Linked DNA regions of Homo sapiens: region 1 is linked to region 2. The links are chromatin loops, found by intact Hi-C in ENCODE. Cell type or tissue: GM12878. All regions are shown on one strand.

What was found. Hi-C counts contacts between places; a loop is a spot of excess contacts. Peaks named below come from ENCODE experiments on the same cell type or tissue, not always from the same donor. Only the 100,000 strongest peaks of a DNase experiment are listed, where the experiment ranks them.
Region 1: a loop joins it to region 2, with 15 times the contacts of the local background. A loop is called at or near these places in 2 of 110 quality-filtered maps.

What each region holds. Positions count from the first base shown.
Region 1 is chr11:38,017,533-38,020,032 of GRCh38, forward strand. No RefSeq gene overlaps it. Among named protein-coding and RNA genes, the nearest start is that of LINC02760, 80 kb to the left of the region's middle. In GM12878, no CTCF peak of the experiment used is centred here; no DNase peak of the experiment used is centred here.
Region 2 is chr11:38,790,359-38,792,858 of GRCh38, forward strand. No RefSeq gene overlaps it. Among named protein-coding and RNA genes, the nearest start is that of LINC01493, 140 kb to the left of the region's middle. In GM12878, a CTCF peak has its summit at 1,190 (motif pointing left); a DNase peak (open chromatin) is centred at 1,142.

The DNA of each region.
Region 1 (2,500 bases), 770 kb before region 2:
GTAGTTAGCAACTATAAAATCTAACTTGTACAGATAACATCTTGCACTAAGATAGTAAATCCATGCAAGAATCCCAGTCTTATATTTTTGCACATTGTAAATACAAAGAAATGAAGTCAAAATTCAACTGAACCTGACAGAAAGGTGAGAAAATAGTTAAAAAGGGGGAAACATACTAAAAGCTGAGATTATAGGTGCAAATTCCCCAGATGTCAGTAAAAGAGCCATGCTGCAGTTTAAATAAAAATGGAATAAAGGAGGTTGCACCAAGTTAGCATTACCTACCACATGCTGAAAACGTTTAGAATGTCTTCGTACAAAAGTGAGTGGTAACTTGATGAATTATAATACAACTTGTATTACCACAGTGATGTCAGTTTATAGGGCTTGATCTAATAAGGGTTACCACAAGAATGTTCATAAAACTACTTATCCAAATGAAGCATTGTTGAGCATGTAAGGTGGCTCTATTAATAATCACACTGTTGGAATTAAGCATAAACTAGAACTCTCTAAGGCAAACCAGAATGGAAGTCACCCTAGCTTTTCAATTCAGTAATTCATCAGAAGTATTTGGTGAATGCGTACTCTGTCTAAATTGCCATGGGATTTGCAAGGAAAAGTAACAGGCACCCACTATACTGAAGAAAAAAAAAAACACAGAAAAAACATAATTTCTAACAGAAAGACCAAGGAAATGAACATCATACTAATTGAAATGGCAGAAAGTGATTAAAATTATTAAGAAAATTGAAATTAAAAAATGATTGAGGAATAAAAAAGGGGGATAGCACATTCGAATGGCAAGAAATGAAATGCAGGAGGGGCTAGCTGACAAGATGAATAGATGAAATCATCTTTTAGGCCAGATTTTTAAAGAAGTTATTGTGCATTTTGGTCACTTTCTAGCTCTGCCTTCTACCAATTTTTGTATGTTGCCTTTAAAAATATAATTACATGAACATCAATGTGGAAAATTCACACAAGATATGCTTTCATATAATTTTTCACTTTTTAAACTTCACAGCATGCTGATCTCTCTGTATAGATTGCCTATATAATTCCTGAACAACTATCAATTTTCTTACCAAGCATCATCAACTTGTAAAATTATTTTTAATATCTCCTTATACAAGATCCAAAAACTGCAAACAATCCAAATATCCATCAGTGAATGAATAATAAAGAATATGTGGTTCTAGAGGACAAGATAGCCAACTAGACAGTCAGATGAAACAGCTCCCACCAAGGGACCAGATGACTGTTGTGCTCCTAACAGATATTCAGAGGTAACCTACCCAGAGTGGATGGAGAGAAGACAGAGAAGCTGAGCTGAAGGGGGAGGAAGCAGGGAATGCTGCATAGAGCTGATATGCACTAGGACTCATTTCTAGCCCCCAGTGGGTTTAGGGGAACAGGTGAGTTGAACTGGCAAGGAACAATCTGTTCTCACCACAGGCCTCAGGAACCCCAGTAGGAGAAGTCCTCTCAACCACCAGGGACACTCACATTGGCAGGGAGAACTGCTTAGAGAAGTGGTAGCAGCACCAAGCCAGCTGATGTGGAGCCAAAAGAGTTTGGTGTGGGGGCATCCGTAGCAGAGCATGGCCAGGGATGGCTATTCCTCTAGGCTTTACTTTCTCCCATAGGAGACTTTAGCCCTAAGGGAACTGTCAAACCTGAAGTCTGCAAGGCAGTCTTGCCCACCAGAGGGGGCCAATCCAACCTGAGCACTCCTTGGTCTCCTTGCCTCTCCTGGTGCCCCAGTTTGGCCACGCTTGCTTACAGGGCAATCTTGAGTGCCCTTGGAGCCTACACCATAGCTTCTGTGTTGGTGGACCATGCCTGACCAGTGGAGAGCTCCATGGGGGCAGTCCCAAAGGTCATGAATCAGCCTTCCCACTCCTTCCCCATACTGTACCTTCCCCCAGGCCCATGGCAACTCCTCACATTGTTTTGCTGACTCATTTCTGCACAGGCAGGTTTTGCTTTCCTTGCCCAGCCAGCTCAAAGGAATGCAGTCCATGCCCCCTACTCCACCAACCACCATTGCAGAGTCTTGGTAGGCACAGAGCCAGCCAGCCTTGCGCTAACACTATGCAGAGAGCAGGGGATCCTCCCACACCCTGAGCAATCACTTCTTCTATCAGGGCATTTTGAAGGCACCCAGACCGGCAACCACCAGTGTGCCAACCCTGAGGCAACACCACCTCCAGCATGACCACGCACAAAGTTGCCAGCAAGGGTTCTCCTGCACACTCCCAGCTGCATTGCCTCTGCCACTGTGGTGAACACCCAGAGGCAGACACCCCAGTACCCACTAGCACTCTGCCAAGCTGCTGCTACAAAGACAAATCCTGCTGTCAGTGCCAATAAAATGCTTTTGCTGATACCACCTATGAGAGTACAGTGACCAGCAGTTTGTGAGCACCTTGCCCCCTCTTCAAGAACAGTGGATTCCTAATCTCCAGGAGCCAGAGAACAAAGTTGAGGCCCAATA
Region 2 (2,500 bases):
TTGGTTTCAAAATAGCTCAAAGACAATCAAAGATGTAAATAACCTGAATGAGTAATCTAGACAACACACCCATTATTTTTTTCCTCATTTTAAAGGCTCCCCAAATTTTTCTTGATGTTTTCTAAGGCCAAGACTGTATTTGGAGTTTCACATTAATTATTTATTAAAGTTTCTAAATTTTTATGTTGATATTTCTAAATATAAGAAACAAGGGGCCAGGCGTGGTGGCTCATGCCTGTAATCCCAGCACTTTGGGAGGCTGAGGCGGGTGGATCACCTGAGGTCAGGAGTTCAAGACCAGGCTGACCATGGTGAAACCCTGTCTCTACTAAAAATACAAAAAAATTAGCCAGGTGTGCTGGCTGGCTCCTGTAGTCCCAGCTACTGGGGAGGCTGAGGCAGGAGAATTGCTTGAACCCGGGAGCAGGAGGTTAAAAAAAAAAAAAGAAAGAACAGAAAAGAAAAGAAGAAAGAAGGTTCATTTAATCTCATTGGCCCTTATGGAAAAATAATATCAATTACTCTATATAAATTTTAATATATTCTTGTGCATTATTTTACTAAGGAATTCCCTACCAGAACATTATAGTAAGCTATTTATTAATTGTAAGTGTAATTGTAACATAAAATTTGAATAAAAGTGAAATATTAACAATGTTTAAAATGTTCTAACAGATTAACAAATACAACAATAAGTTCTTTACACTAGTGATAATATAGCAAAATTTAATATTTTTACATTTGAGGGGATAACAATTTTTAAGAAAAATTTGAATTTTAAAAATATTAATAGATGTCATAATCAGCTTATATAAATATTTTTTAAACTGATAGAAATAAATATAAGCAACTATGTAATATTTTAAAAACTGAGGCTGCATATGTATGAGGGTTTATGTGTCTCCTGAAGAGAACAGGAATCTGAGCTTCAGTAACTGCTTCCAGTGTTTCATTCTTTCCTGCAAAACTCTGAATATTAACAGAAATGCAAAAAAGTGGCTTTATGTCTCACTATGAAGAATACAGTGATGTCAAGATGTCAGATCCTCAGATCAGATTTTATATGTATACATTAAACAGCGAAACAAGTTCAGATTGACATTAGCCTGAAGTAAAATTTATCTCATGGCATCCCTTGTCCAGATCAGCCCTGGACCAGTTGTACATCAATATGTGCAATGAGGGCACCCCCTAGTGGTTAGATACTAAAGCAGCTTTTCAACTGACACTTCATGTATATAAAGACAAAAACAGTAATTTAAGAGAAAAACTATCAAAATAGATGCACTATGCAGAGTGATACATTTTAAAATAAGAATAGAAGTAAAAAGAAGAAAAGTCTTCTCAGCGTCCCCACTGTCCTCATTCCCCAAGCTGTTCCCACTAGCTGGGTGCCCAGAGGTGGTCCCCATCTAGAGATTTTTTTATTTGTCTTTCTTTTTGTTTTGTGTTTTTGGTTTTCCCCAGTGGTCACAGTTATCCTACACTCATACGTTATCTTTGATGTCCTCAACTTTATGCAGCATTCAATTCCTGATGTGAAATCTTTGGTTTAAAAGAAACAAAAATCTTTGCGTATGGAGTGTTTTTTTCTTGCTAGAGCTATTGTTATTTAAAAAAATATGTTTCCTGCTCTAAGTTTGCTGTAGATTCTTACAAAGTTCTTTTCTGTTTCTTGAAAGAGAGGATCAGATTCATTAAGAATCATATTCCAGTACTCACTTTTTAAGATACATTATGTACAGGGAAAGGGACAGACAACACCATCTAGGGTTCTACTGCTGTTCTTAAATGTTAAAATAAGAAAGACCACCCTCTGTATCTATTGTCTATTGTCTCCAAATGGGTGGTATCTTGACATTTTCCCTGTAAAGGCTCATAACTGCTTTGAGCGTCTTCTGTGATAATGTGCCATTCAATGTGTGTGTACGTCTGCGCATCAATATATTACCATTTGCTTCCTACCATTCAAAATTACCTGGAACTTATATTTATTTCCAGTGTTCTTCGTTTTATTTTCCTAATTTTAACTGGAAGTTTGAACCAAAAGCTAGGGCAATACAAACACAGCACACTTTTTAAAATGAATTACTTTTTCTGTCAAATTTGACATTGAGGAATTAATAGTCTTATTTAAATCAAAAGTTTAGATGTCACAGTTAAAATGATCTAGTCTATGTTTTTATATCTTGATTAGTAAATTAAACATCAATTATCTTTATTCTGAAAATAATTTTTAAATGATTATACGAACATGTGATTCAAAGGGCTTTCATGTAGGAGAAATAAGATTATCCCTAAAGAGCCTAGCTGAGTAGCAAAGACATAATGAATGTTTATCACATACGATTTTTCTTCATACACTTTTAGTTGTGTTTTCTTTAATCAGCTCTTCATACCATTTCAATTTTGTAATATGAGTCATTTGACAGAAGAAAAGTACGTGACATATGGGAAGTTGGATTGGAAAGAAAAATAGGTCTTAAAAAATTGTGGTGAA